3 separate regions of the Homo sapiens genome follow, and regions 1 and 3 are each linked to region 2. The links are chromatin loops, found by intact Hi-C in ENCODE. Cell type or tissue: heart left ventricle. All regions are shown on one strand. Each heading gives the region's core, and the rest is flanking DNA. Links, peaks and the distances in the headings are about the cores only.

What was found. A loop is a pair of places that touch in the nucleus more often than their neighbours do. Peaks named below come from ENCODE experiments on the same cell type or tissue, not always from the same donor. Only the 100,000 strongest peaks of a DNase experiment are listed, where the experiment ranks them.
Region 1: it touches region 2 in a loop (4-fold over the local background); 46 of 110 quality-filtered maps call a loop at or near these places.
Region 3: a loop joins it to region 2, with 2.6 times the contacts of the local background. A loop is called at or near these places in 19 of 110 quality-filtered maps.

The regions. Positions count from the first base shown.
Region 1 is chr17:57,107,607-57,118,463 of GRCh38, reverse strand. It overlaps AKAP1 (A-kinase anchoring protein 1), which reads right to left. Exons shown (of 11, transcript NM_003488.4): 3 at 8,306-8,439; 4 at 6,540-6,666; 5 at 5,846-5,973; 6 at 3,828-4,005; 7 at 2,203-2,353; 8 at 1,537-1,604; 9 at 10-83. Among named protein-coding and RNA genes, the nearest start is that of AKAP1, 28 kb to the right of the region's middle. RefSeq lists a silencer at 4,102-4,396 and an enhancer at 8,994-9,595. In heart left ventricle, for the core only: CTCF peaks have their summits at 4,235 and 8,414; DNase peaks (open chromatin) are centred at 4,226, 7,288, 8,193 and 8,693; H3K27ac peaks cover 4,620 bases.
Region 2 is chr17:57,005,855-57,016,711 of GRCh38, reverse strand. It overlaps SCPEP1 (serine carboxypeptidase 1), which reads right to left. Exons shown (of 13, transcript NM_021626.3): 13 at 9,944-10,539. The coding sequence ends at 10,477. Among named protein-coding and RNA genes, the nearest start is that of SCPEP1, 33 kb to the right of the region's middle. RefSeq lists a silencer at 310-604 and enhancers at 6,266-6,465, 6,102-6,731. In heart left ventricle, for the core only: a CTCF peak has its summit at 6,535; no DNase peak of the experiment used is centred there.
Region 3 is chr17:57,048,266-57,059,122 of GRCh38, reverse strand. No RefSeq gene overlaps it. Among named protein-coding and RNA genes, the nearest start is that of AKAP1-DT, 31 kb to the left of the region's middle. In heart left ventricle, for the core only: a CTCF peak has its summit at 4,532; no DNase peak of the experiment used is centred there; H3K27ac peaks cover 2,617 bases.

The sequences.
Region 1 (10,857 bases), core at 882-8,881, 100 kb before region 2:
ACCACACACCTGAGCAAGCAGTGCTGTATTCCCCGTCATCTCGCTCATGGCGGCATCTGCTTCCGGTGAAAACTGGTCATCGTCTTCAGGAGGAAAAGGAAAAGCGGCATTTAGGCTCTCACTGAGGCAAGGCACCCTTGTCATGTACACAAGTTTCAGGTGCATTCCAAGTAGAATGCTTCAGATGCTGTGGAACTTGAGAACTGCACTGGGGAGATCCACCCAGGTCAGAGACAGAGCCTAGGCCTCCATATGACTCCCAGTGGATAAACTAAGGGCCGCTACTGCATGTTGCCCACTGGTGCAGCACAGACAACAGATGGACAGAAACTTCACCACTAACACCACCACCAATACCACCAGCAGCAGCACCACCCCCACCCCCACCAACTCGGATGCTGGCAGTGCAGAGCATATGTGTTCTTCCACAAAATTAGTAACACCAAGTGCTATCCCCACTTTACAGGAGAGAACACTGAGGCAAAGGTGGATTCCTGAAGGTCAACCAGCTCCCAAGTGGTGAAGGTGGGAATCAAACCCAGGCAGTTGGCCACACAGCCCAATAAGGCCAGCCACTCAGAGTGGGCAAGGCGCTGCGGCAGCATTCAGCTTTGCTGGATTACAAAAGTTACATAGAACACCATACCCAAGGCAAGCAGTGGCAAGGATGGGAGAGACAGGGGTTTACCAAGGAAGATCCGGGAAAATCTTACGAAGGAGAAAGTTTCAGCTGGGTCTGGACAGATCGCTTAGATGGACAGAAGCAGAGAGGAAGGAGGGGCAACAGCAATAAAAGAAGCAAAACAAAGATCTTGCCCCAGTGCTCCCTCTAAGCCGACTCCAGCTAGACTGTAGTATTTCTAACGCATGCAAATCGCTTAAGACAAGCAAGAAGGAGATCAGAAGGGGCAAACCTGGGGAGGGAGTGGGATGGGATGAACTATCACCTACAAATATAAAATTCCTAGCCATAAACAGCTGCCATTTCGCCACCCTCTACACACCAGATCTTAGGTTTATGTAATTCTCACAGCCAGCATCAAAGACAGGTACCATTCCCATGTTCTGGGGTGAAAATTGAGGCTAAGTCATTTACCCAAGATTTTGCCAGTCCTCTTCCCTCTGACAATGCTTTCATAGTCTAAGACACCAGATAGGGTGTCCCCACTGTGCCCTATGGAGCTATGGCCTGGCTGAGCAGTATCAGTGACCAGCACGCCCTCAACCACCGGGGCTAAGACTCTGGGTCTGGACTATAATCTGGAAAGTGCCTTTGTTGGAAGCCCCTTGATGCCTGAGGTCTGAGTACAGTCTAGAGCAGTGGATCTCAAAGGATCAGCAGCACTGGTCTCACCTGGGAACTTGATAGCAATGTAAGTTCCTGGGCCTAAGCCCAGACCTATTCAGTCAGAAACTCTTGAGTGGTAGCAACTTATGTTAGCATAAATCCTCCAGGTGAGAACGGAGGCTCTGAGAAAGACCTACTCTCAACAACTGTCCCCAACAATCCCCCAAGCCAAAGGCCTCAGCTGTTACCTGACAGGGGCATCACACTGTCCAGAAGGACTTCTGCTCCCTGAAACGGCAGGGTGACAAAGTCAGACCTGGGAAGGCAAGAAAGGAACAAGTTTAATGTGGACATGAAGGCTGACTCCACTCCAAGCCAGTATTCATCTTTGTACAGTGACGCCCATAACCTGGGATGCAGCAAAGCAGAGGGTTCGTACTTTGCAGGAGGCCACGGCTCACAGCACACCCAAACACAGCCAGCCGACCCTGCTGCAAGCCTGACCTCAGAGGGACTTCCTATGACAAATTCCTAAAAAGGAGCCTGCTTCACTTTTTTCCTTTTTTGTTGATGTTGTAGAGATGAGGTCTCGCTATACTGCCCGGTCTGGTCTTGAACTCCTGCACTCAAGTGACCCTCCCAAAGCGCTGGGATTTGCAGCAGGCCACCACGCCTGGCCCAGCTTCACTTTTGAAGGATGATGCTGGGGATTCTTCCACAATACAGGCCTTCTAGCTCAGTTTGGCTAAGCGAGTAATCGAGTTTGTTTCTATCAGACTCTGCTAAAACACAGTAGGCAGCAGGAGGGAAGAAGTAACCCTCACCCAAGCCCTGGCACAACTGAGCCAGCCACGCAGAGATCACGCATCCCAGAACAAGCAGGGCGTAGGCCTGCCTGAGGCATCTCCGCTCACCTGATTTGCCGGAGCACGTCTACTTTCACCCTCTTATATCCGCCGTAGTCCACGTATCGAATCTCCACTTCGTTGGTCTCCTCGTAGGAGGCAACCACTTGGGCTCGCCACCAGGCCCCGTCCGCACCAGGGGCGGCACAGATGACCGTTACTGCAGGGTAGGGAGCAGAGTGCGTGGAACGCCTGGGCCAGGGCAGGGCACCAAGGGCCACCTGGCCACTACCCACCTCCCTGCGTTACCTCTCAGAGGCCTGCAACCTCCACAGTGCAGGGGACAGGAACAGCAACCGGCCCCAAGCAAAGCCTCCCCCAAGCCCAAGACCAGCCGAGGGAAAAACCTGGATGTGAGAAGTTCAGCCTAGCAAGTGTGCCGCCCCCGAGGCCATCCAGACTGAGAAGCATTCAGTCTAGATCCATTACTCCAAAACTTCTGGGACCCAAGAGGGACACAGATGAATAGGAATAAACCAAGTAAATATAGCACTCGGGGAATGGGGGCCAGGGCCAGCCTTACATTTAAAAGAAAGTCCCTGAAGAAATCAAGTGCAGCAGATCTCAGCATCCTCATACCTAGGGTGTGCTCCAGCCCACAACTCAGCTGGAGAGCTTGACCAGAAGGGGCCTCCTGGGCCTAAACCCCCTTCTTCTAGCCTTTGCCTCTGGAAGGTGCTGACAGCACCTGGGCAGCCACCCAGGATCAAGGAGTCACTAACCCACTGTGGGTCAGAGGCAGACGAGACCAGGAGGTAAACGTTCCCAGCAGCACCCCAACAGCTGCCCACGCTGGCCAGGATGAGGACCTGTGACATGAGGCTGACTGTGCTGGGTCCTGACCCTTGGAGAGAACCCCTGGCAGTTACCCCTCAGGCTCCAGTTCAGTCTTTACTGCTGGGTTAAGGCAACTTTAGAGAAGCCAATGAAAACTAAGTCCTTATCCTTCCAAAAGGAAAAAATCCACACAAAAGGCTACAGAGATCACTTCAGAAGGTTTTCTACTGCACTGAGTGACCCTGCCATCCCCTGGTGAGGAATGGGTGATGTTCTGACATTCCATCCTCTGTGATAAGGACAACAAAGATAATAATGACAAAGGCTGGGCTCAGACCCCAGATCCTGCTCACTTGGGCAAGTCACCTGAGGCCCAGTTTTCTCATCTGTTAAATGGAGATGACCCAACACGCTGCACAGGCTTGTTGGACTTGGGGATTTTTTTGTGGTAACCATTATATGCATAAGTGCTTTATATGTAATACATACAGTATTCAACACTAATTCCTGGAACAAGTGGGTATCACCCCCTTTAACAGATAATAAATAGGTGGCAGATACTATGACACTGGCTTTGAGGGAAAAAAAAAAGAAAAAATTAAAAAAAAAAATTAGTGGCAGAGCTGGGATCTGAATCCCTGTGTCAAAACTCTACTCCAACACCCATCACTCTGCCAGCCAGTGGAAACCCCAGCTCTGCCTTGCCAGGAAACCCACCCCAGCTCCATAACAATGGCAAGAATTGAAGGATGCTGCTTCCATGAAGGATCGCAGAACAGCCTCCTCCTGATCAGGATCCAGGGCAGAACAGGCAACCCCAGGGGTCCCCCTTCCCGACCCCTCAGGGCACTGCTTACTTTCCACTGGGGTGGGCAAGGTGGGGATTCCAGGCTGAGAGTAACAGAGGTACATCTGCTGGTCGAGGCTGCGCAGCGCGTGGAAGGTAGGGTGTGTGTGCTGCTGCACGAACAGGTGCCCGGCATTGACCTGGTTGACCACAATGACCTCCACGGTGATGCCATCAGGCAGCATGAGCTGTAGAGGGGAAGGGGGAGCGGTCACTGAAACAATCCTTCTTATCTCATCTTTGAATAAGTCCCGAGACCCAAGGGCAAGTCTCTGGGCTAGCATATCTTTGAAAAGGGCAACTCAAGACAACATGGCACCCAGAAGGTAGAGGTTGAAGGACTACTTTAACAACAGAAAGTGTTCGACACCCCTGTGGCTGTTGTCCTGCAATACCACGAGCAGCCATTAGGGGCAGTCTCACCTCAGGGCCAGGCAGGGAGGGTCCCACAGACACTGGGCAACCAAGAAGCAACTGCGGAGGTAGTGCTGGGCCTTGCACAGGCCTGGGCAGGGTCCACCTACCAGCAGTGCCCTCCCTCCCACTTCTGTTGATGAATCTATAAGACCCAGGGAGGGCAACACAGGAATGAGGTGGCCGCTGAGAACAAGACTCCTGAAAATAAGCAGTAGGCAGGCCCCAGGCCCTTTAGCCAACTCCTGTGGACTGGCAGACAACCCCAGGAGCCTATGGTCTGACAGCATCTACGCTGCCCTCCCAAGAGCAAGCAGTGGCCTCAGGTCAGGTCCATGGTCAAGGTCTAGCAGAGTCTGCTTCCTATTTGCTCTCCCTCCTACTGCTTACCCTCCTGAGGTCAGGAGTTCAAGACCAGCCTGGCAAACATGGTGAAATCCCATCTCTACTAAAAACATACAAATTAGCTGGGCATGGTGGAGCACACCTGTAATCCCAGCTACTCAGGAGGCTGGGGCAGGATAATCGTTTGAACCTGGTGGGCAGAGGTTGCAGTGAGCCAAGATCATGCCACTACACTCCAGACTGGGCAACAGAGTGAGACTCTGTCTCAAAAAAAAAAAAAAAAAAAAAAAAAAGAGAGTGAGTCTACGACCGAGCCTCCTGGGAAAAAACTCTTGATTCAGGAGTAAAGCATAAAGTGGTATTCAGCCTACTCTCACATATCCACAGGAAAAAGATATCCCAATCCTTTCCCTCCAGCCCAAGGGCCTTTGCAAAGGGGAAGACACAAAACTGAAATGCCTACCATCCATAAAAAAACAAAAAAACAAAAAAAAAACACGAAGGAGGACAATTTCCTTGGAGCTATAGTCAGCCCATCTGTCCATCTGTGTAAAACGTAGTCAACAGTCGTTGGCCCACAGAATTCTGCAATTCTACTCCCAGTGAGATAAGACCCAACCAGGGCCAGAGGCACACGGCAGGATATGGGCCACGGCCCTGAGAGACCCTGCAGTCAGCAGCACACAGGGGCCCTGGAGATAGCAGCTCTTCCCTCTGCCAAACTCCTGGGGCAACCTCCCAAGAGTCACTGGACTTCCGGGCCTGGTGGGGAGTATTCATTCTTCTTTGTAATTTAGGCACCTCCTGGGGAGGGGAAGGGGAAGGAGATCCTTCACCAGGGCCACTGTTAAGGCCTGACTCAACCAGAAGAAAGAACAAGCGCCATCCAAACCCATGATTCTAGTCCCACCCAGGTCTCAGGTGGTGAACGGCGACCCTGGACACACCCAATCTCCTGTCCGAACTACACCATCCTTTCTAAGCAAACGCCTAGAAAACTTAAAAGGTGCCCAGGGGGAGAGCCAGGAAAAGTAGTCCTCCCATGTGGGGACCAAGAGGCCTCTGGTTTCCTGCCAGCGCTATCACCACCTAAGCCCTGTCCCCAGAACACAGTCCCATAGCAGAACCGACCAGCAGAGGCCAGAGAAGAGAGGGCGCAGGCACTCATGTGCACTTGGCCTTCTTAGCCTGAGGTCTGGGGAGTTTCTTGTTTGGGGTAGGTTTGGGGGAAAGTGGCAAGAAGTCCGGATCACCCAGTAGCACGCTCACCCAGGATGTCATCGGCAGAGAAGGCAGTGCCAGTGAAGGCAATGGGGGAGCGTAGATATTGGTGAGGTTCAGCTCTTTGAACTTCTTCCCAATCAAGTTCAGCGCTTTGTCTACATGATGTTGAGAGCCTAAATAGCGGATGGGGGCAGGACATACAATCACTGTAAGAGGAAACTCACACCCACACTCACAAAAACACAGCCACAGACCCCACTCCACTGGACTTTGCATAGAGTTCAAGTGCATCTTTGAGGTAACAAAACACTTAAGCTCTGCTTTAGGAAGAAAGGCATCTAAGCCTTTCAAATGATACCTCTGCCATTATGATCCATGCTTTCAATGCAACAGAAGAGGCAGGCAGCTGTGAAAATGCCAAGGGGGAATTGCACACAGGGCACTTCTGCTTTGAGAGAAGCCTTTATGGGGTGGTGGGCACTATGAACCCAGGACCCAGGCCCCGCCCAACCAAGCACCCACACTTCTCCTGGCCAAAGATCAGAGTAGGGAGGGACCTGAGTCTCCCGCAGGCACCTGAAATGGGGAAAAGGCTGCAGGGAAGATACCTAATGCTCCCTTCCCTGGGATGAGAAGCAGGGTTTCCTATTCCAAAAAGATAGCAATTGAAACTCAGATGCTATTCACTTCTATTTAATATTTCAGGTAAGAGGCAATACAAGCAGCAGATGTTACTGACCTTCTATGTGGCAGATCTGGACGCTCTGGGTGTAAGGCAGGGTTGAAATGTAGATCTTGGCACCAGATGTTTGCTTCAGAAAACTCACATAGCGCCCCTGCTTGCCAATTAGCCGACCGACTAAGTGCTTCCAGAAAGACAAAAAGAGATGAGAGGGTTAAAGGGAAACCAATTCCCTGGACACCCAAAGACCTACTTCTGTTTTACACAAGATCATGCTCAAACATATTAGCTGTTACCATGTCAGCATTTATTTTCCAGGACTATTCTAAGCACTTACATTTACTCATAGTACCTGTGAAACACAGATAACTTTATCACCATTCTGTATATGGGGAAACAAGCCCAGAGAGGCTAAGTAACTACCTTAAGGTCACACAGCTGCTAACCAGGAAGTCGAACCAGGCAGTCTGGCTCCAGGACCAAGCAGTTCCCATTTCATCCCAACAATGTGGCCCAGACCCGGAAAGCTGCAAAGGCAGCAGCATCTTCTCCTCTAAAAGCCATGCTGAGAAGTTTCACCAGCACACAGTTTCTCGATTTCTCGTGCCCCTCTCCCTCAAGTCTACTCAGATCCAAAGATAAAGGGGCTCGATTTGAAAATGAAGGTCTAAGAACCCTGGGCTCCCGCTGCCAAGTGACAGCAGGCTGAAGCCTGCAGAGCAGGAGGCATGCAGAAGTGCCCAGTGCGCCAGAGTTCAAGGCAGATAGAAGCAGCCAAACTTAGCCCTTACGTAAGATGGGCTCCCACACAACCGCCAACGACCCCCTCCCGGAGGAGCTACTGGGGACATGGTCCATCCTCAGGCACAGCCTTTCTCTTCATGCCCTTTGTAACCACTGAAGGAAAAGCAGGCAGGACGGATAACAGGGCCCCCCAGGGAGGAAACCACCAAGAGACCTCGCAACCCAGGGTCAAAACAGCCACTCTGACCCAGAGTTCAGACCAAGCCAAGTCTCCACCTGAGCACAGAGCCCAGGGCCCTGGGAGAATGCGGTCTGACAAATTATTTCTGAGCCCCAGAGATAAACATCAAGATCAAGCTAATATGTTGTAAGTTCTAATAGCAAGAAGCTCGAAACCACTTAAGCACTCAGGAATGGGGGACTGATGAAGTAAACTGACATCCACACAGTGAATAATGCAGTTACAGTTACATTTTCAAAGAATAACACACGAAAATTAAATTGTTAAATATTTAAAGTATTAATTAAAGCGACATAATCTCAGTTTTGTTTAAAAACCACAGGGTGCAAGATGAGAAGGAAATAAAAGTCTTTCACAGTCACTCTCAAGGGTAGGATTAGAGCTGATTTTTATTTTCTGCATGTATTTCTATACTTTTCAAGTTCTCTAAAATATGGATTTATGCTTTGCTCAATTATAAAATACACTTGGAGCACTTGAGCAGAGCTCAGTGAAGGGATTCTGGCTGGCCCCCACGGCCTTGGTGTTTTTTTTCCAAATAGATCTGAGCCCCAGAATATGCAAGAACCACCCCCAAGGGAGACACACAGGCCTGCGAGTTTGAGAAGTACAAGAATAAGATGCTCCTGGAGGCAGCTGGAGGAATTCCATGTTGCAGGAAGCTCTCTGAGCCTTGGCAAAGTGTAGCGTGTCCTTTCCCTGCGGCCTTTGGCTGACCCAGGGCTCCTTCTGGTTTACTGTCCCTCTCCCAGCCCCCTCCCTCCCTGAGGTCTAATGGCCCTGGCCCCAGGGAGCTTTGGGCTTACCACAGAACCAGCCTGGGGGACTCCGCCCCTACCTTTGGCACCTCGATCTCCCAGATGATGAGGTCGACCTTCTTAGGGTTGGAGCCTGCCTGGGCATTTTGGAAGCTCTCAGTCTTCTTGAGACTGCAACAGCTATCCACGGAATCCATGCTGTTCCTGTCAGAACCTGCAGGGGAAGAAGCAGCAGGCACGCACACACACAGACCCCACTCAGAGCAGCCAGTAACCAAGAACTTCCCAAACTCACATTCCCAGGAGGCCCTGCCCCACACCCGCTCCTCAAGCTTGGCAGGTGACTGTCAACTTACAGTCTAGAAGGCTCAGAACAACCCCAATGAAAGGAGAACTGGGGGTGTCGATACACCTAATTTTAGCCTGTCACTTACAGTCCCACTTGCTTAATTGGCAGCCGCACCCAGCCACAGCTGCTGGAGCAGAGACACAAGTGGTGAACTTGGAAGAGACAGACTGCGCCCAGGGAAGGGGAGCCCAGAGGGCGGGGGAGGAGACACGCTTGAGGTCCACATGGTCCTGAGAGCCAGACCGATGGACCACAAACACCTTGACACCCTTCCAACTATCCTACCCCCTCAGACCAAGGGTCAGTCTCCTGTCCCCAGGGCCCAGTCCCAGGGTCATAGGTACTGGCCTTCAGCCCAGCAGAGCTAGACAAAGTCCTCACTGGCCTGCCTGAGGGCCCCATTCTTATACCTAGCGGGGACCCGCTCGTTCCTCTGCCATATGTGGACTAAAAAAGGAGAGTCTCCTTTCCCTTTGCTTAGGCCTGATTCATGCAACTCTGAACACTCTTCTGGCTCAAATACTCCCTTGGTCAAAAGACTGAGCCAAAGCTCATGCCCAAGAAAACCCAATGGGAACAGACTCTGCTCCCGACCTGGGCTGTTCCACTCTCACTCAAGAGCGTGCCAAAGGGACCGTCACAAAAAAGCGGGTCCAGATCAGCTCAAGAGAAGTGGCCCTGGCTTAAATATGGATGACTCAATCACCAGAAATAGATCACTCCTGAGAGTCTACCAATTAGGTTACCTTCCACATGGTTTCTCCAAACCCTGAGTATAATCCTTTGCCAAGTAACCCATACACTGGATGCAGAGAACTAAGGCCCAAGAGATCCTGCTCCCAGCTAAGGAAGAATCACCTTCAAAATGACTTCCCCCCTTAACACTAGGCGCTTCGAACAGGATTCATGCAGGGAAAAGTACCCCTTCTGGGGGAAGACTGCTTGGCTAGCCTGCGGGAAGCATAACAGGCTGACAGGGGCTGGGCGAGGGGGCGGGGAGCTCTGCTCACTCACAGTATCCAGCCTCTGCCCCACAGAATGGGACTGGCTAACACCTGCCATCCCGATGGCTCCCAGCAGTGGCTCAGAACCACACCCGGACTCTAGCAGGCTGCACTCAAAGGCCAGCTTCCAGCTCCCTCAGTGGGGTGGTCCCTGGTCCCCTTCTCAGCTTCAACTTCCTCACAAACAAAGCAGGGCTGACATGAAGGTACATGCGAGGCACTAACCTCGTGCTTGGCACCCACCGCATGCTCGTGGACAGTATTACCTCATTTCCACGTGCCATCCCTAAACCTCCCTGCCCATCACCACGGCTTAGGTTCAAGCCTAAACTCAGAAGACTTCAACAGGTCTGAGTAGCTACTACTATCCATCTAGAGTTGGCAGACAAGGCTGCGGGGCTTGTTAATTCAGCTGAGGGGCAGTAAGCAAAGGGAAACTCCTTTATTCTTAAAAAATAAATAAAATAAAAATCACCCATTTTCAGATGCAGTATTTTAAGAAACATTTAAACATCCCGAGATTAGGATGCATCATATAGTATCTTGCCTTCTATAATCATGACTGGCAGCACTTTTTTCTTTCCAAGGTACATAAAAACAGTAGTGTCTTAACAGCATCTTGGAGGTGACAAAATGTAGCGTGTGGTACAAACTAGATGCTGCTGAAAGTGGTAAAATTCCCAATAAAGATTCCCAACCTACCCGGAGCTGAAATGGGAGGGAATGGCTCCAGGACAAACAAGTCAGAGAGCCACTCGGGATATTCGTGGCCTCTCTCCATGAGATAAATGAAAACACCCCAGGGTGCCTGCAGAAGCAGGGTCAGGAGCTGCTGACCTGTAAGTTAGCGGTCTGAACTGTCTACGCTGGGGTCAGCACTCGAAAAACCCAGGACACCTCGTTATCAAAGTGCCCCGCTTTCCCGGGGGTGGAGCTGCAACTGCACAGAAAGAAAATGGCTGAGGCTTTCTGCAAAGGTGACAGCGACAACTCAGGAAGCTCAAGCCTCCCACAAGTATTCAAAGCTGTGGCCGTTCTTTGGGCACTTACCCTGTAAGAGCTTCTGGAGAAGGAAAGCAGGTGAAGACATGGGAACAAGCACATGATTAAAAGGAAATAAAAACCATTCAAAACACTCACACCCATACCTGGCACTCAAGGGAAGTAAAGCTAAGGAGGCCTCTCCATTAAAACACACACACACACGCACACACAAAGAGGTTAGTGTTTAAAAAAGAAAAAAAAATGGGCTGGGCATAGTGACTCACACCTATAAACC
Region 2 (10,857 bases), core at 1,726-9,725:
ACCCCAAATGACAGAAAAAAATAGAAAAGGGATAGGAAAGACAGAGAAAAGGAAGGGAGAAAAGTGTTGCCTTGAGGTTTGGGCGAGGTGTTCCAAGGGGCTGGAGACTGATCCATTGTGGTGACACTGAGTCAAAAGTTCAGGCAGCTGCTGTCAGCCACTAAGGGATATTGTCCAGCAGTCCCATCAGCCCTCAAGTCTCCCCACTAGCAGAAGAAAAATCTCCCCATGTAGCCTGATCCCAGATGAGCCCTCAAAGAACGTGTTACCAACCATGGGTTCTTGGGCTCTCAAAGCAATAGAAATTGACCTGAGCCTGAAAAAGTTTTCCCAGACAAGGCCTCCTTGGAGCTTATGTCCTGAGGTAAGCGAGGCATAGAGAGCCAGTAGGGCTTTTTTTATTATGCAAAGCATGGGCATTGACAGCAGGGTAGGTTATGTAGGCTGGGCTGAGCAAAGCCGGTGAGGGGTGGGGTATGCAAGGCAGCATATCTAGTTGCGATGGCTATCTTGAGTAATGGGCCACTTGGTGGTCTGGCCTGCAGCAACAAGGCTGCAAATCAATTGTGCAGCATCCCTTCCCTAGGTGGGACACTCCACAACCTTCATTATCTCCTAAGAACCATGCTGGAATTCTTTAAGTAAAAGAGGAGTGAGGTAGTGGTGTGGGTTTTGGGATCAGTGGGGATGCATGAAAGAATGCTCTAGAGCAGGTGAGCTGAAACCGAGCCCTGTTTCTACTCTGTCTTAAGAAGACTGAGGATTACAAAGTACAGGTAGAGTGCTTAGAGAGTGAGCAAAACAGGGTTCTACCTTAGCTTGGGGGATCAGAGAGGGCTTCTTGAGAGATTCATATTTATTCTGAGAGCTGAAGAGAAATCAGAAAGCAGCTAGGTAGAAGGGGCAGGAGGTTTCCAGAAAGCCAGGCACATGGAACATTCAGTGTTGAGGGTTGAGGAGCTGGGAGAGAAAAGATTTCTTCCCCTTTTCTTGTTTCTAAGTCCTCCCTAAAGACTTGCTTCTAAAGAAGAGGCAAAAGTAATAAGATGTCACTTCTGAGATTTCATTATAAAAGATCATGACCTAGGCCAGGCACGGTGGCTCATGCCTGTAATCCCAACACTTTGGGAAGCCGAGGCGGGCAGATCACGAGGTCAGGAGATTGAGACCATCCTGGCTAACATGGTGAAACCCCGTCTCTACTAAAAATACAAAAAATTAGCCAGGTGTGGTGGCGGGTGCCTGTAGTCCCAGCTACTGGGGAGGCTAAGGCAGGAGAATGGCGTGAACCCAGGAGGTGGAGCTTGCAGTGAGCCGAGATCGCACCACTGCACTCCAGCCTAGGGGACAGAGCAAGACTCCGTCTCAAAAAAAAAAAAAAAGATCGTGACCTTTGTCTTGCACATTTGCCCATGCTCTCTCTCTCTGGCTCTCTCACTCTTTCTTTCTCTGTGTCTATCTGATGAAGCCAGCTGCCATATTGTGAGCTGCCCATGGAAGGGTCCACATGACAAGTAATTAAGGGAGTCCTTCAGCCCAACAGCCTATGAGGAAGCGAATCGTGCCAATAACCTCATGGCTGAACTTGGAACCACATTCTACCCTAGTTGGGCCTTGAGATGACTGCTGCCCTGGCCAACCCTTGATTGCAGTCTTGTAGAGGTCCTAAAGTAGAGGACCCAGCTAAGCCACAGGTGGACTCCTCACATACAGAAACCGTCAGATAATAAATGTTGTTTTAAGCCACCAAGTTTCTGGGTATTTTATTTATTTTAATTTTTTAAAAATTAATAGGGACAGGGCCTCGCTATATTAACCAGGCTTGTTTTGAACTCCTGGCTTCAAGCAACCCTTCCACCTTGGCTTCCCAAAGTGCTAGAATTACAGGCATGAGCCAGCATGCCTGGCCTTCTGCGTAATTTTTTATACAGTAATAGATAACTAATATATTCATCAAATAAGGAGTCCCTGGATTTATCATGGACTTTGCATCTTACCAAAGTTTTGGGTTCATCCTGAAGCTGGGAACACAACAAATTCTGAGCACTCATGTCATTAGGAAGGAAACACTCCCTAAGTCCTAAGGGACACAGGAAATAAGTTCCCAATAATTATTATCCAAGAGCTGGGCATTCACCGCCCTTAGGCAACTGAAGAACTGTGAGGACCATATAGCTCCGCCACATCTAGGCTTCCTGAATAAGAATTAAGTGGACAATCTGAAAAATAACCAGATAATCAATTAGATGATTATATAACTGCCCTCATTCAAAGATACAGACACATAAAAAAGCAAACACATAAACATAGGGAAAAAACACCTGCAACTAAAATGGAGGAAATTAACACAAAGCACAAAAGATAAATGAGGAACATCCCTTGGAAGCTTTGCACTGGGAAACTACAAATACTTTTCTCGCTCTCAAGGAAATTAAAGCAAACCGGGAGCCTGTGAAATAAGAAATGTAAAATGAGATGAAAAGATAAGGTGAAACAGCAGCTGGCATAACTAGGGAAAATAAATTAAGGAGAAAGATAATTATAGAAGTTAAGAATCCTTTAGAAACTCAAAGTCTAGCCGGGCGCAGTGACTCATGCCTGTAATCCCAGCACTCTGGGAGGCCGAGGCAGGCAGATCACGAGGTCAAGAGATCAAGACCATCCTGGCCAACATGGTGAAACCCCATCTTTACTAAAAATACAAAAATCAGCCGGGCGTGGTGGTGGGCGCCTGTAGTCCCAGCTACTCAGGAGGCTGAGGCAAGAGAATTGCTTGAACCCAGGAGGCGGAGGTTGCAGTGAGCTGGAATCATGCCACTGCACTCCAGCCTTGGTGACAGACGGAGATTCCGTCTCAAAAAAAAAAAAAAAGGAAAAGGAAAAAAAAGAAACTCAAAGTCTAGAGTGACATTACCGAAAATGAAGTAATGATGTTGACGGGAGTCTGGAGAAAAAGTATCTAGAATGAAAGCTAAAGGACAACAAAGTGGGAAAATATCTTAAAACAATATTCAAATAAATACTGGAAAGCATTGCTGAACTGAAGATCAGAGCCTGGGGATCTAAAAGCTCACGACACATCAGGCAAAATTCATTAAAAGCTAAACATCAATGTAACCATCAGACGTTCCCGGTTTACATAATTTAACAAAAATATTTGGCCGGGCGCGGTGGCTCACGCCTGTAATCCCAGCACTTTGGGAGGCCGAGGCGGGCGGATCACGAGGTCAGGAGATCAAGACCATCCCGGCTAAAACGGTGAAACCCCGTCTCTACTAAAAATACAAAAAATTAGCCGGGCGTAGTGGCGGGCGCCTGTAGTCCCAGCTACTTGGGAGGCTGAGGCAGGAGAATGGCGTGAATCCGGGAGGCGGAGCTTGCAGTGAGCCGAGATCCCGCCACTGCACTCCAGCCTGGGCGACAGAGCGAGACTCCGTCTCAAAAAAAAAAAAAAAAAAATTTACAGCAACCATTTATTAAACTGGTTGGCTAGGTGTGGTGGCTCACATCTGTAATCCCCGCACTTTGGGAGCCCAAGGAGGGCGAATAGCTTGAGTCCAGGAGTTCGAGATCAGCCTGGGGTAACATGGTAAAACCTAGTCTCTACTAAAAATACAAACAAAAGTTGCCGGGCTTGGCAGCAGGCCTCTGCAGTCTCAGCTGCTTTAGAGGCTGAGGTGGGAGAATCACCTGAGCCCAGGAGATGGGGGAGGCAGTGAGCCAATATCACGCCACTGCACTCCAGCCTGGGCAACCAGAGTGAGACCCTGTCTCAAAATAAATAAATAAATAAATAATAAAAAATAAAATAAAATAAACTCATTATTTACAAAGATGAAAAAGAAGTGAATTGGTTTCAAATTTCTCAGCAACATTAGGTGGCAACACTAAGAACGATGTGATTTGAGAGTATCTGATCAATTGTTGCTCACAAGTATAGGCAACGGAAAGACATCAGATATGCAGATTCCAATTGTGGAGAATTTTGAAGCCATTAAAATAATAAAGTTTTGTATCAATCAGGATTCAATCAGCAGCTGAGCACAGTGGTCCCTGCCTGTAATCCCAGTACTTTGGGAGGCTGAGGTGGAAGGATTGCTTGAGGGCAGGAGTTTGAGACTAGCCAGGCCAACATAGCCAGACCCTGTCTCTACAAAAATAAAACTTAAAAAAGAATTAGCTGGTGGCCGGGTGCAGTGGCTCATGCCTATAATCCCAACACTTTGGGAGGCTAAGACGGGCGGGTCACACAAGGCCAGGAGTTGGAGACCAGCCTGGCCAACATGGCGAAAACTCATCTGTACTAAAAATACAAAAATTAGCTGGGCATCATAGCACGCGTCTGTAATCCCAGCTACTCGGGGGGCTGAGGCAGGAGAATCACTTGAATCCAGGAGGCAGAGGTAGCAGTGAACCGAGATCATGCCACTGCACTCCAGCCTGGTGACAGAGCGAGACTCTGTCTCAAAATAAGTAAATAAATAAATATATAAATATATAAATAAATAAAAGAATTAGCTGGGAGTGGTAGCACGCACCGATAGTCCCAGCTACTTGGGAGGCCGAGGCAGGAGGATGGCTTGAGCCCAGAAGTTCGAGGCGGCTGTGATCGCACCACTGCCCTAAAGCCTGAGTGACTCTATCTCAAAAATAAAAAAGGATTCAATTTCAGAAGCAGAACGGTGTGTGCGTGTTTGCATGTGCACAGCCGTGCGTATGGGGGAAGGTGTAACAGGGATTTGACTTATGCAGTGTGGAGCTGGTTAAGAAGTCTTCATAAGGCTTTTGTCTCCAAATCTGATGCTGGAGATTGAAGTACACAGGGCAAGCAGTCAGGAAGGAACAAGGAATGTAAAGTGGAGAAGGACAAGAACAATGTGAATCCCACAAGCAAGAGATGGAGTCCATGGGACTGAAACGCATGTCAGTTCTTGGGTCCCTCTTAGTGCTAAGCACACTCACCTGGCCCGGGAAGCAGACATGCTCTAGGAGGATCCGGGGGAAGGGGGAGCAGCTGAGCTCAGCTGAGCTGAGCCAGCAGAAAAACGATAACATGCATGAATGAAAAACTGTTGCTGCTTCACTTCACCCTCCACATTTTCCGAAGAATTTCTCTTGTGGGCCACCCTAATCAGAAACATACAAGAAAGGTAATTCTGAAAAAGTTAGCCTAGGCAAGTTGAAACATTACAAAAACACTACAGTCCACCCCTTGTCAACTTGGCACCCATAACATTGCCTTAAACCACACTTAATCTCCAAATAAAGTCAATAACAAAGTCATACTCTGCTTACCATGACACAACTGTCCTTCCTATACCCAGAAATACACATCTTTTTCCCCAGAAGAGAATCAGAGTCCACTTTTTGTCTTTGGATGATGCTCATTCTTTTACTAGCTGTTTCACATTCCTTCCTTGACATCTTGTAATATAAATATTTATATGTAAAGTTAGGTACAAGCATTTTGGGAGGCCAAGCTGCGAGGATTGCTTTAAGCCAGGAGTTGAAGACCAGCCTGGGTAACATAGCAACACCCTGTCTCAAAAAAAAAAAAAAAAAAAAAAAGCCAGGCACAATGGTATGCACCTGCAGTCACAGCTACCTGGGAGGATCGTTTGAGCCCAGGAGATTGAGGCTGCAGTGAGCCGTGATTGCACCACTGCACTGCAGCCTCGGTGACAGAGCAAGACCCTGTCTTAAAAAAGAAAAACAAAAAAGGTTAAATACTATTAGCACATCAGAGACGATAAAGGAATGAGAGATAAAAACAAAAATATTTGGTTCACCAGATGCAGCTGTGGCTTATGCCTGTAATCCCAGCATTTTGGGAGGCAGAGCATTTTGGGAGGCAGAGGCGGGCAGATCACTTGAGCCCAGGAGTTTCAGACTAGCCTGGGCAACATGGTAAAACTTCATCTCTACAAAAAATACAGAAATTAGCTGGGTATGGTGGTGCATGCCTGCAGTCCCAGCTACTGGGGGCGCTGAGGTGGGAGGATCACTTGAGCCCAGGGAGGTGGGGGGTGAAGGCTGCAGTGAGCTGTGATTGTGCCACTGCACTTCAGCCTGGTTGACAGAGCATAACCCTGTCTCAAAAAAAAAAGTTTTTTTGTTAATATTTATTAAAATAGATTCACATCAAAAGAAGAAAGAAATACTCATAATTATTACAGTCCTCGTTTCTACAGTGGGTCACAAGGTCATAGTACTTATGACTGCCCTCATCTATGATTTATTCTGCGTATCTTTTGCCCTCGGCAAGCACTTCAGTTGGTCGTGGCTTTTTGCCTGATGGAATGACTTAAATCTTTTGTGAAGGGTCTGGGCCATTAGCGGTCTTAATTGGGTTGTTGTAGCTCTCCATTGACCTTAATCACAGGATATGGCAGTACTAGGGGGTGCCCCAAAGGATCTCCTGCATTCTTCCTTCTTACGTCCATTGTGTAGGAGCAACCCCATTTCCTCTTGATAGTCAGATCAATCACTGCAGACAGCACTTTGCCTGTTGATGCAGTGCCCAAAGAGGCCAGATGGTGGCTTCAAGCTCCAGTTCCACGGATTATCTGCTGTGTCTCCTAGAGAAAACATTTCTCCCGTTGTAACTAAGACCTCTAGACCAGCAAAACCTAAAGTTGCAGGGATGGGAAGCAAAAATTCTACCACTGGATCACTAGGGTTAACAGTGAGAGGAGTCGCTTTCATTTTTATCCCTTGATAACTGGACTCATGAATCCTGGGTATGGGAGAAACAAGGCGGTTGATTTAGAGCATGTACCACATACTGGAGGGCAGCACCCCAGCCCTGCAATCTATCCCCTCCTAGCTGGCCCTGTAACTGAATTTTCAGTCATTCAACCATCTGTCAGGGCAGTTGCTTCAAGAGGATGGGGAACATGGTGAGAGCAGTCAATTCCACTTGTGTAAATTCACTGCTGCCTTTCATTTGCTGTGAATACCATAGTCATGGATGAGACACTCCGTAGGTCCACAGATGCTAGTTTTGGCAGAAGCATTGTGGGAAAGGAAGGCACATCTATGTCCAGAGCAAGGGTTAATTCCATTGAAAACACAGTGCTGCCTGCCTCATAATAAAAGTGGTCCAATGTAATCAGCCTAACACCAGGTAGCCGGCTGATCTCTTCAGCAGTGATGCCACATTAGGGGCTCAGTGTTGTTTCTTCTGCTGGCAGATGGGGCACTCAGCAGTGGCTGTGACCAGGTCACCCTTAGTAAGTGGAAGCACATGTTGCCAAGCCCATGCATAGCCTCCATCCCCGCCGCCATGGCCACTTTGTTCATGAGTCTACAGGAATGGCTGAAGGAGGCTAATAGCCACAGAATGGGTCATCTACCCACCTGATTATTAAAATCTTCCCTTGCCCTAGTTGAGTATTCAGATGGAAAACAATGATCTTCATACTCGGCCATTCAGAGATCTAATCTCATACCTCTTCCTCAGAGCTTCTTGTCATCAATTTTCTAATCAAGTTTTTTTTCTTTTTGAGACAAGGTCTCACCCTGTCACTCAGGCTGGAGTACAAATATGGCTCGCTGTAGCCTCAACCAACCTGCCAGGCTCAAGTGATTCTCCTACCTCAGCCTCCTACACAGCTGAAACCACAGAGGTGCACCAACATGCTGAGTTAATGTTTTTATTTTCTGTAGATACAGGGTGTTATCATCTTGCTCAAGCTGGTCTTGAACTCCTGGACTCAAGGGATTCTCCCACCTCAGCCTCTCAAAGTGCTGGTATTATAGGCATGAACCACTGTGCCCAGCCTTCTAATCAAGTTTCTTCCAAGTCCCTAAATACCCAGCTAAATCATGAATTGGTGCACTTATTCTTCTGTTCATTTCCCCTTCCAGGGAAAGTGAAGAGCTGAGTGCACTGTTCCAAGTTCTGTCCACTGGGAGGATTTCTCTTCACACCATCTTTCAGGGCTGTCCTGGAGTGTGGCCGTGGTGCCATAGCGGTCCACATTCAGGTGATGCATGCATACTGTGGAGCCCCGTCTGTAAATCAAGCCTGAGAGTTGTCTTCCTTTGTCAACTGATCACAGGGATTCCCTAGGAAGGTAGGGGTGTGGGTTGAGAGAGAATGTTATACAGCAGGAATAAGAGCCCTGGGCAAGTCTAGGAATTTACTACAAGATCTTAGGACAAGACATGATTAACCTGCCCGGACAGCAATGGAAGGGCGGCTTCTAATGGCCAAAAAGGTTTGAGGTCCCCTAGCTTCATCTGTGCAGGTGACTCATCTCAATGTTCAGAATTACATTTCTTCTCAATCAATGCACTAACTTTTAACAGAAGAGACTCTGTGAGGTTGGGAATTCAACTTGCTTTATGATTCACTGCTTTGTTGGATGGTTCACCAAGACTCACAAGGCTCAGTAGCAGGTTATACTAATAGCTAACATTTTTGTAACAAAAGATGCATATCAAAAGCGGCAGGTAAAAACGATACACATGGGTGATGTCCAGGGGTATCCAGCACAGGCTTCTAAGGTTCTTGCTTTCCATGGGCACACTGGAGTTCTTGCCAACAGTGAACCATAGGGACATGTGTAGTCTCTGTCCCAGGAGCCTGTTTTTAGTCTCAGGGTCTGAAGGGGTTAGTCACGTAGACATAACCTGCTGTTAACTGTTTCCTCACAGTCTGCAGGAATAAGCTTTGGGTTTGTTATTTTTTTTAATTAATTAATTTATTTATTTATTTTTGGGACAGAGTCTTGCTCTGTTGCCCAGGCTGGAGTGCAGTGGCGCGATCTCGGCTCACTGCAAGCACTGCCTCCCGGGTTCACGCCATTCTCCTGCCTCAGCCTCCCAACTAGCTGGGACTACAGGTGCCCGCCACCACGCCTGGCTAATTTTGTGTGTGTGTGTGTGTAGAGATGGGGTTTCACCGTGTTAGCCAGGATGGTCTCGATCTCCTGACCTCGTGATCTGCCCGCCTTGGCCTCCCGAAGTGCTGGGATTACAGGCTGGAGCCACCGTGCCTGGCTGTTTTTTTAAATCTCAGCCTTTGGCCAGGCTTGGTGACTCATGCCTGTAATCCCAGCACTTTGGGAGCCCAAGGCAGGTGGATTGCTAGAGCCTGGGAGTTCGAGACCAGCCTGGGCCACATAGTGAGACTCCAACTCTACGAAAAAATTTTAAAAATTAGCTGGATGTGATGGTGCTTGCCTGTGGTACTAGCTACTTGGGAGGCTGGGGCAGGAGGATCATTTGAGGCATGATTGTGCCACTGCACTCTAGCCTGGGTCACAGAGTCTCAATAAATAAATAAATAAAATCTCAGCCCTGCAACTACAAGAGGTGATATTTCTTTCAGACAGTCCTAGAAGCTGTTAGATCCCCTATGCAGATTTTTTTTTCTTTTTGAGATGGGGTCTCTGTCACCCAGGCTGGAGTGAGTGGCTTGATCATGGCTCACTGCAACATCAACCTCCCTGGCTCAAGTGATCCTCCTGCCTCAGCCTCCTGAGTAGCTGGGACTACAGGTGTGTGCCACCATGCTCGGCTAATGTTTTTATTTTTTTTGTAGAAATGGGGTCTCCCTATGTTGCCCAGGCTGTTGTTGAACTCCTGGGCTCAAGCATTCCTCCTGCCTCGACCTCCCAAAGTGCTGGGTTTATAGGTGTGAGCCACGGCATCAAACCTCCTTATGTAGATCTTGAGCTATGAATAAAAAGTTAAAAGTCCTGAGCTAATTATTTTGATTTTAAGGAAATGTGGCAATCCTCTGACTAAATAATTACACTTTTATGAATTTATTCTAAGAAAATAAGGAGGTACAAAAAAATCTAACTATCAGGGTGAATCAACAGAGCACTATGTATAATAGCAACAAACTAGAAATTATTATACTTGTCGGAAACAACTGGGAATTTTGTAAATAAACTAGAGTACAACCATAAAGTAGAATGCTCCACAGCCATTAAAAATGTTAGAGAAGAACATTTATTGACATGAAAAGGTGTTTCAGATATACTGATATGTCAAACAAATAGTAAAACAACATAGAGTAATGATTCATTTTGGTAAAAAATATATATGTATATATAGAAAAAAAAATTCTGCAAGGACATATGCTAAATTGGTAACAGTGCTTACCCCTGGGAAGGGGGTATACAGATGTTGATTTACTCTTTGGGTACCTGTATTTCCCAGTTTTTCTATAAATCACATCATTTGCTTCTGTCATAAGAAAAAATAATATCTATTATCATCCTTTATTTTGATCAAAACAAATCAATTTTTTAAAAAATCTTAGGTTTTTTTAAGAAGCAGAAATAATTTCCAAATTGCCTCCAGAGACAATGATTTTATCCTCTGCAGAAGCTGGTCAGAACCTTCTTGATCACAGCCCCAGTTAGATACAGGGAAGAATGGCGCTTCCTACAGCTTCAGCGGCCTCAGCTCAGCTCTGTGCCCCAAGGCCAAACCAGCTCATCTCCAGCCCCATCCATCCTATTCTTGCTGAGTCACCAGTCTCATCATCTTCAGAGCCATGTCCCCTTGGTCAGAAGGAACCTAGAAAAAAACAACATCTGAGTTAGTGCTCCTGGTGCTATTCCTGGGGCTGGGGTCAGAGGCAACATCCTGAAACCTTGCTCCCAAAAGGGAGCCAGCTCTGTGACAGCAACCTGTGCAGACACCTGGGCACATCCCTGAGAGAGGGTCCTTCCTGAAAATGACTCCTGCACTGGATGAAAGCTCTTCTGGGCCCTGACTGGGCTGGGTGGCAGGGACCTGGAGAAGTCAGCATTTAAGACAAGAACCTTCTACTCCATTTGGAGCTGATCTGTTGATTTCTTGGTAAGGGTCATGCTAATGATACTAGACCTAGCC
Region 3 (10,857 bases), core at 867-8,866, 43 kb before region 2:
TTGAGTTCTCCATTCTACGTGGCGATCATTTAGTGCATTTTAAAATATATAATTATTTTTATTTTTATTTTTACAGAGATGAAGTCTCACTATATTGTCCAGGTTAGTCTCAAACTCCTGGGCTCAAATGATCCTCTCACCTTAGCCTACCCAAGTGCTAAGATTACAGGCATGAGTCATTATGCCTGGTCATTTAATGCATTTTTTAAAATCTGTATTACATGATAAACATTCTTGCATCACATAATTTCTATAAAACCTAGAAAATGTCCACTGTTTTCTATAAACATTGAGCTGTCATTGACACAAATATCATCATGCTTGATTTTTTTTTTCATCACAAATATTCTCTTTCCTTTTCCAAACATGCAGTAGGCATGTACTTCCACGCTCTCTTTGAAGTGAGGTATGGTCATGAGACTTGCTTTGACAAAGGACATGAGAGCCAATATGTGAGGAGTCAGTGCATGCATGACCTGCCACTTACCCTTCTTCATCCCTTTTTCCGTTTTTTTTTCTTTCTTTGAGACGGAGTCTTGCTCTTGTTGCCCAGGCTGAAGTGCAGTGGCACAATCTCGGCTCACTGTAACCTCCACCTCCTGGGTTCAGGCGATTCTCCTGCCTCAGCCTCCCGGGTAGCTGGGATTATAGGCATGCGCCACCACACCCAGGTAATTTTTTTTTTTTTTTTTTTTGAGATGGAGTCTCACTCTATTGCCCAGGCTGGAGTACAATGGCACAATCTCCGCTCACTGCAGCCTCCACCTCCCGGATTCAAGCGATTCTCCTGCCTCAGCCTCCCAAGTAGCTGGGATTACAGGCGCTCACCACCATGCTCAGCTAATTTTTGTATTTTATTAGAGATGGGGTTTCACCATGTTGGCCAGGCTGGTCTTGAACTCCTGAGCTTGTGATCCGCCCGCCTCGGCCTCCCAAAATGCTGGGATTACAGGCATGAGCCACCATACTCGGCCTAATTTTGTATTTTTAATAGAGACAGGGTTTCTCCATGTTGGTCAGGCTGGTCTTGAACATTACCTATCTGGTATGAAAAGAAAAAAAACGGCAGGCCCCAAACAAGGCTGAAGTTCCATGTCATCAAACCAAACCAAAGTTGCTTACTTGTAAGATCAGATCTTCAAGAAATCAGGAGAGAGATGATAACCAAATCCTATTAAGCCAGTAAGATTTCACTTACATTCTTACAAGGAAAGTAATCTTGAAATGATTAATCCACCATTTGTTCATTGTTCCTGCTTTCCTCTGTCTCTTTCTGCCTATAAAACTTACCCATTCTGTCTAGCTCATTGGCGCTCCTTTCTGTTTTGTAGATTGGATGCTGCGTGGTTCATGAATTGCTAATAAAAGCTAATCAGATTTTTGAAACTCAATTTGTTGACCTTTTGTTCTTTGATGACCACTTCACCTCCAATTTTAGGTTCTTTTTCTTTCTTCATCAATAGACCTGTCTATACTTCTCATTAAGCAGTAATGGCTAAAAACCATTATAGCCATTTGAGAAGCACTTTCTTTTTATAATCTTTTTGCCTTGCTCCTCACTAGCATAGTGTTTAAGAGGACAGACTCTAGAGTCCAGCAAGCCAGACTCAAATCCCAGCTCTATCACATACTAGTTTTGTGACCTGAGCCAGTTAGTTAATTTGTCTGTGCCTCCATTTTCTTGTCTCTAGAATGGGGACAAAAATAATACCTGCTTTTTACGATTGTTGTGAAGATTGAATGAGATATTTCACATAAACACTTAGCCCAATGCCTGGTACAGAGTGAGTGCTGAATAAATATTAGCTATCATTTATTAGTGCCTTATTAGTGCTTTATTGCTCTAAGCTTCAGCTTACCCTGTAATTCTGGCATTTCTGGCCCACCAGTGCAAGTTACAGTCAAGGAGTCTGTATCACAAAATAGAACTCCTATATAATCCAGCAATCTTACTTCTCGGTATACAGTCATCCCTTGGTATCAGTGGGGATTAGCTCTGGGACCTCACATTGATACCAAAATCCACAGATGCTCAAGTCCCTGATATAAAATGTTGTAGTATTTTAGCTGGGATTGGTAGCATGCACCTGTAGTCCCAGCTACTTAGGAGGCTCAGGTGTGAGGATTGCTTCAGCCCAGGAGATCAAGCCTGCAGTGAGCCATGATGGTGTCAGTGTACTCCAGCTTGGGTAATGGAGTGAGACGCTGTCTCAAAAAAAAAAGTTGTAGTATTTGCATATGACCTGTGCACATTCTCCTATATACTTTAAATCATCTCTAGATTACTTATAATACTCGGCACAATGTAAATGCTATGTAAATCATTTTTGTCACTCAGGCTAGAGTGCAGTGGCACAACACAGCTCACTGCAGCTTCCACCTCCTAGGCTCAATGCGTCCTCCTGCCTCATCCTCCTGAGTAACTGAGACTACAGGTGTGCACCACTGTGCCAGCCTACATTTTCTACTTTTTTTTTTTCTTTGAAAGGAAGTCTCACTCTGTCACCCAGGCTATGGTCCACCCAGGCTGGAATGCAGTGGCATGATCTTGGCTCACTGCAACCTCCGCCTCCCAGGTTCAAGCGATACTTCTGCCTCAGCCTCCCAAGTAGCTGGGACTACAGGCACGTGCCACCATGCCTGGCTAATTTTTTTTTTTTTTTGTATTTTTTAGTAGAGATGGGGGTTTCGCCATGTTGGCCAGGCTGGTCTCAAACTCCTGACGTCAAGTGATCCTCCTGCCTCAGTTTCTCAAAGTGCTGAGATTACAGGCATGAGCCACCGTGTCCGGGTAAATTTTCTACTTTTTGTAGAAACAGGGTGTCCCTATGTTGCCCGGGTTGGTTTTGAACTCCTGGGCTCAAGTGATCCTCCCATCTTGGCCTCCCAAAGTGCTGGGATTACAGGCATATGCCACTGCCCATGGCCTAAATAGTTGTAATACACTGTTTGTTTGTTGTTTGTTCGTTTGTTTGTTTTGAGATGGAGTTTCACTCTTGTTGCCCAGGCCGGAGTGCAATGGTGTGATCTCGGCTCACCGCAACCTCCACCTCACGGGTTCAAGTGATTCTCCTGCCTCATCCTCCCGAGTAGCTGGGATTACAGGCATGCACCACCACGCCTGCTAATTTTGCATTTTTAGTAGAGACAGGGTTTCTCCATGTTGGTCAAGCTGTTCTCGAACTCCTAACTTCAGGTGTTCCACCTGCCTCAGCCTCCCAAAGTGCTAGTATTATAGGCGTGAGCCCCTGTGCCTGGCCCCAAAGTCCTGGGATTACAGGCATAAGCCACTGCTCATGGCCTAAATAGTTGTTATACTCTATTGTTTAAAAAACAACAATCAAAAAAAGTCTGTTCATGTTCAGTAGAGATGCAATATTTTAAAATATGTTTGATCCTTTGTTGGTTGAATCCATGGATTTGGAAACTACAGATATGGAGGGTCAACTGTATATCCAAAGTAAATGAAATCAGTATCTAAAAGAGATATCTGCACCCCCATGTTCATTGCAGCCTTATTCACAATAGCTAAGATGTGGAAACAACCCATGTTCATCAACAGATCAATGGATAAAGAAAATGCGGTATATATACATACATAGCGGAACATTATTCAGCCTTTAAAAAGGACTTTCTGCCATTTGGGACATGGATGAGCCAGGAAGATATTACGCTAAGTGAAATAAACCAGGCACAGAAAGACAATTACTCTATGATTCCACTTGTTTGTGGAATCTAAAAAAGTTGAACTTGGCTTGGCGTGGTGGCTCCCACCTGCAATGCCAGCACTTTGGGAGGTTGAGGTGGATTGCTTAAGCTCAGAAGTTCGAGATCAGCCTGGGCAACATGGCAAAACCCCATTTCTATAAAAAATACAAAAATTAGCCAGGTGTGGTGGCATGTGCCTATAGTCCCAGCTACTTGGGGGATTGAGGTCAGAGGACCACTTGAGCTTGGGAGTTCAAGGCTGCAGTGAGCTGTGGTACCACCAGTGCACTGCAGCCTGGGTGACAGAGCAAGCCCCTGTCTCAATAAATAGATAAATAGAATAAATAAAAATTTAAAAATTAAAAAGTTGAACTCATAGAAGCAGAGTAAAATGGTGGTTACCAGAGGCTGGGGTGTGAAGGAAGTGAAGAGATGTTGATGAAAGGGTACAAACTTTCATTTATAATATGAACAAGTTCTGGGGATCTAATTTACAACATAGTGTACATTACTGTATCAATTACTTGAAATTTGATGAGGGAACAGAATTTAAATGACCTTAGCCCACCACACACAGACAGTGGTAACTATGGATGATGACAGGTATGTTAATTTGATTGTGATGATCATTATATAATGTATATGTATATCAAATCATGTACATATTAAATATATACAATTTTTATTCGTAAATTAACTTTTTTAATTAAAAATATTGACTGCTGCAAGCCCAAAAGACTAAAAGGAAAAATAAAATGGATGCTATGTCTCAGACGTCTCCCGTTTCTTCATTTACCTGTAGCTTTGCTCACACTTCTTGCCTCTCCCTGCAAGGGACTCATAGCTGATCCACAGCCACTTGGGAGCACCCTCGAGTTAGGGCCAATCTGTTCTTCCTCCTGACAGGTGCTTCAGATCCCAGCCAGCAAAGATCATTTTCAGAAACTTTCACTTTCATATCTAGCCAGAGCTGGAAACTGGGCATGTCCTTCCAAACAGTTGGCAGGAAGCTGGTTCCCAACCGCTAAGAAGCAATAAAACCAAGGCCACTCCTGCAGAAGAAGGCTTCTAACAGCACAGGATTCAAGCTCTATAGAGGTAACTCCCAGCCATAGCAGCAGTGTTTGTAAGTGTGGCTGGATCAGTATTTCAGAGTTCCCCTTCACTGTCATCAAATTCCCTTAGGACCTCCCTGCAAACCTCACCTTTTGTAACTGAGTCACCCGCCTGCAGAACCAGATAACAAAGAAGGTGAATTCAGGACAGTTATATGCAAAAATGCTGCTGGGCTGAGCCAAGACAAAAGTTGGAGGACACATTTGCAGAGGAATATGATTGTGTTTTTTTGCATGTTTGTTTGTTTTCGTGTGAGACAGAGTCCCCTCTGTTACCCAGGCTAGAGTGCAGTGGCGCAATCTCGGCTCACTGCAGCCTCCACCTCCTGGGTTCAAGCAACTCTCCTGCCTCAGCCTCCCAAGTAGCTGGGATTACAGGCATGCGCCACCATGCCTGGGTAATTTTTGTATTTTTAATAGAGACGGGGTTTCTCCAATGTTGGTCAGGCTGATCTTGAACTTCTGACCTCAGGTGATCCACCCACCTCAGCCTCCCAAAGTGCTGGGATTACAGGCATGAGCCACGCACCCTGACAATGATCTGGAAAATATAAAACTACAGAGACAGTAAAAAGATCACTGGTTGCCAGGGATTAGCTACTCGGGAGGCCGAGGCATGAGAATCACTCAAACCCAGGAGACAGAGGTTGCATTGAGCCAAGATCATGCCACTGCACTCCAGCCTGGGCCACAGAGCCAGACTCTGTCTCAAAAAAAAAAAAAAAAAAATATATATATATATATATATATATATATATATATAAAATATATTTATATATAAAATATATATATTATATATTTTATATATAAATATATAATATATTATATATAGTTATAGAGTCACACAATATGTATTACTTTCAGATTGGCTTCTTATATTTAGCAATATGAATTTAAGTTTCCTCCATGTCTTTATGTCTTTTTTGTTTTGTCTTGTTTTTCTTTTTTTTCCTTTTTTTTTGAGATGGAGTCTCACTCTGTCGCCCAGGCTGGAGTGCAGTGGCATGATCTCAGCTCACTGCAAGTTCCACCTCCCGGGTTCAACAATTTTCCTGCCTCAGCCTCCCGAGTAGCTGGGACTACAGGCGCCCGCCACCACACCTGGCTAATTTTTTTTTAAAATTTTTAGTAGAGACGGGGTTTCACCATCTTGGCCAAGCTGGTCTCAAACTCCTGACCTCGTGATCTGCCTGCCTCGGCCTCCCAAAGTGCTGGGATTACAGGCATGAGCCACCGCGCCTGGCCTTGTTTTGTCTTGTTTTTCGATTTTTGAGATGGGGGTCTCACTGTTTTTCCCAGGCTGGTTACAAACCTCCATGTTTTTTCCTGGCTTGATGCCACATATCCCCCCCTCCCCCATTTTTTTATTGCGGTAAAATACACACAACATAAAATTTACGACTGTAACCTTTTTTTTTTTTTTTTGGTGGAGTCTTGTTCTGTCACCCAGGCTGGAGTTCAATGGCGTGATCTCGACTCACTGCAACCTCCACCTCCCAGGTTCAAGCGATTCTCATGCCTTAGCCTCCAGAGTAGCTAGGATTACAGGCACGCACCACCACACCCAGCTAATTTTTGTATTTTTAGTAGAGACATTGGCCATCTTGGCCAGGCTGGTCTCAGACTCCTAACCTCAGGTGATCTACCCACCTCGGCCTCCCAAAATGCTGGTATTACAGGCACGAGCCACTATGCCCAGCCCACTGTAACCATTTTTAAGTGTACACTTTAGTGATATTAAATACATTCATAATGTTCTGGTACCATCACCAGTATTCAGCTCTAGAACCCTTTTCATCTTGTAAAACAGAAACTCTATATCCATTAAGTAATAAAATTCTCCTTCCTCCTTGTTTTTTAGAGATGTGGTCTCATTTTGTCCCCCAGGCTAGAGCACAGTGGCACAATCATAGCTCACTGCAGCCTCGAACTCCTGGGCTCAAGGGATCCTTCTGCCTTAACCTTCAAAGCAGCTGGGATTACAGGTGTGAGCCACTGCACCTGGCTTTTCTGACAGGTTCTTGAATGGAATCCATTAAAGCCTAATGAATCAGAGGTATCCTAGGAGTGAGCTTTCCTTCACCCTTTTGTATAAAGCTTCTCTTTGCTTTGTGAAGATCTGAGTGGCTATTGTTACAATGTGAATCAGGTTTCACTCTTAGGCAGTGGGCTCAGGAATAGAAAAAACACCAACTTGCTCAGACACGTGTATCAAATGGCAAGATGATCTCACCAAGCACTGTCCTCCTCAGAATTTATTTTGGGTGCAACACACATTAAGGACATAGTGGTAAACCAGGCTTCGAGCCATCTGTGTGAGAGATTTGCCAGAGGCACGAAGACATCGTATCCCCGGTGTCTCTGAAAAGGAGAGCTCTTTGCCTTCCATCACAGGCATAGGCAAGTACCCTGCAAATCGCTTCCCACTCAACACAATAGTTCTTGTTGCTATTTTATTTGTGAGCTACGTCATACATGCAGAGGAGTAAAGAAAACATATATGTGTCATTCAATTGTCATTATAAATTGAACACCCATATAACCACCACCAGGTCTAGAATAGTATTCAGCCCCCTCCCAGCAGCCCCTGTGTGTCCCCCTATTCCATCTCCTTCCCTCCCCCAGAAGTAGCCACTATCCTAACTTGTGGAAACCGTTTTCTTTCTTTCCTCTTTAGTGTTACAACTAAATGTGCCCCATAAACAAGCATCAGTTTGTGAATATCATATAAATGGAATTAGACCGGGTGTGGAGGTTCATGTCTGTAATAGCACTTTGGGAGGCCAAGGCAGGTGGATCACCTGAGGTCAGGAGTTCGAGACCAGCCTGGCCAATGTGGTAAAACCCTGCCGCTACTGAAAATACAAAAAAATTAGCTGGGCATGGTGGCAGGCACCTGTAATCTCAGCCACTCGGGAGGTTGAGGCAGGAGAATTGCTTGAACACTGTGGAGGTTGCAGTGAGCCGAAATCACGCCACTGCATGCCAGCCTGGGCAACAGAGGAAGACCCTGTCTCAAAAAAAAAAAAAAAAAAAAAAAGAAAAAGAAAAAGGAATGATATTGTATATATTCTTTGTGACTTGTTTCTTCCTCACAATTGTTCTTAGACAATGTGTGAAGAGGCCTTTTTGGTGCCTGCTGATGTTTTCCGGGATGGTGGATTCAGGAGTATGCTGTCTTCACAAACATTTCTGGCCTCAAAGTCACATTGAGCAGCTTGGGCCTCCTAGCTCAGCCACTTAGTGTGTGACCTTTCTTGTCCTCCTTTGTAAAATCAGAACAAATTATTCCTGTAGACATGAGCACCTCAAGAGCAGGAGTGTTCCTCATTTGCCATTCTGTTCTCTAGAACTTGCAGTGCCTGGTGCCTAATGAATCCTGAGTGAACACAGGAGACATGGTGAGATCATGTATGTAAGGGCCTAATACCACCCCTGATTTATAGCAACTGCTCAATACATGGGAGCCAATCTTATTATTGCCACAGTGTTATTTATTTGAATATGGGAGGCAGCCTCTCAGATGGCCGCCAGGGAGTCCCACCTCCTGGTATTCTTGTATTTGTACATTCCTCGACTGTACACTGGATATATTCACTCACTCCTAAGAAATAGAATGCAGCAGAAGGGATGGAATGTCACTTCCAAAATTATAAAAGACCATGGCTTTTATTTTGGGTCCTCTTTCTCACTGAGGTCTCTTGGATTGCTCACCCTAGAGGAAGCCAGCTGCCATGTCATGAGGCAGCCCTGTGGGGAGGCTCATGTGATGAGGCGACTGAGTCCTGTAGACAACAACAAATGTGAGCTTGGGAGTGGATTCTCCATCCAGTTGAGTCTTTGGAGGGGGCTGCGGTCCAGGCTGACAGCTTGACTGCCACGTTATGAAAGACCGTCAGCCAGAGGCACCCAGCTAAGCCATGCCTGGATTCCTGACCCACAGAAACTGTGAGATAACAAATGTTTGTTGTTTTCCACGACTACATTTTGTGGCAATTAGTTACACAGCGATAGATAACTAATGCAGTGCCTTTTCTTGGGTGAAAGAGTGCTGACAATTTTTAGAGCCTGTGGCAGACAAGGAGATGCACTGTTCAGATCCCCATTTAAGGGTGGGCTCACTGCCCAGCTGCAAAGATTTCAGTTCACTGACAGCCTTCAAGTCCAGCTCAGCTTTCCAGCTGAGATCATGCTCTTCTTGGGACATTCTCCCTAGTCAATGACTGGGCAAGGGGGTGGAAGAACGGCCTAGCCATCTCTGCTCAATGCTGGACCCCTCCAGTGGGTAGTTTTTGCTTCAGAGCTTCCTGTTTGGCTGGTAGAGACTTTGATAGGTCTCCTTCCATGGGTGTTGCTCCCCAATAAACCTTTCTATTTTCCATTCCCATCATAGCTTCTGCTTCCAGAGAATCCATTCTGTAATGAAATATCTACTACACAGAAACTCAAGCTTTCAGCCAGGTGCAGAGGTGCTCACCTGTAATCCCAGCACTTTGGGAGGCCAAGGCAGGAGGATCGCTTGAGCTCAGGAGTTCAAGACCGGCCTGGGCAACATAGCGAGACCCTGTCTCTGTGACACACACACACACACACACACACACACACACACACACAAATTAGCCGGGCATGGTGGTGCATGTCTATAGTCCTAACTATTGGGAGACTGAGGCAGGAGAGTCACCTGAGCCTGTGAGCTCTAGGCTGCAGTGAGCCATTATCGTACCTCTACTCCAACCTGGGCAACAGAGTGAGAGCCTGTCTCTAACAAACAAACAATCAAATAAAGGCTCAAACTTTGTAGCCAACCCAGACCTGAGTCCAAATACAGACTCTGCCCCTTGCTAGCTCTGTGACCCTGGGCAAATTACTTAACTTTTCTGAGCCTTGATTTTCCTACATGTAAAATAGATGACAAATAATGTAGGAGCTGAAATGGGATACTTATAGTGTAAAACAGAGTTCCCAGCTTCTAGTGATAGTTAAAGGATAATTTTTTTTTTTTTGAGATGGAGTCTCACTCTGTCACCCAGCCTGGAGTGCAGTGGTGTGATCTCAGCTCACTGCAACTTCCGCCTCCTGGGGTCAAGTGATTCTCGTGCCTCAGCCTCCCAAGTAGCTGAGATTACAGGTATGCGCCACCATGCCTGGCTAATTTTTGTATTTTTAGTAGAGATGGGGGTCTCACCAGGTTGGCCAGGCTGGTCTCGAACTCCTGACCTCAAGTGATCCACCCACCTCGGCCTCCCAAAGTGCTGGGATTACAGGTGTGAGCCATCGCACCCAGCCAGGAGAACTATTGTCTATCCACAGACTACACATCAACTAGTATCTTTACATTTTCCATAAAATGTTACTGGCAATTGATTAAATACATTGCCTATTATATCTATAGTAGATCTTTGACATTTGTGAGGATTATATCCTTTACCTTTATGAAAACTCAAGCTACCAAAGACCACTGTAGCACATATTGTCACATATAAAACAAAATAAAGTACAACTGAAAATTACACATTACTCTGGTGTGTGTGTGTGTGTGTGTGTGTGTGTTTCAAGACAGGGTCTCACTCTGTCACTCAGCACCCAGGCTAGAGTACAGTGGCATGATCACAGCTCACTGTGGCTTCAAACTCCTGGGCTCAGACAAGTCTTCCATCTCAGCCTCCCAAGTAGCTGGAACCACAGGTGCACATCACCACACCCGGCTAATTTTTATTTTATTTTTATTTTCGTAGAGACAGGGCCTTGTTAGGTTGCCCAGGCTGGTCTCGAACTCTTGGGCTCAAGTGATCCTCTTGCCTCAGTGCTAAGTGCTGGGATTTAACAGGCGTGAGCCCCTGTGCCCGGCCTTCACTACTCTTTTAAGTCCTTAACAGTTCTATAAGTAAGGAACTAAAGCTGTATAAAGCTATTAAAAATAAGTGTGGCTTCAGTAATGCCAAAGCAATTTGGAGGATTGTTTCTCTTGTTGGCACTGAACCTTACCACATCAGAGGGCTGAGCCACTGCTGAATGCCACCCTTTTAATAAACCC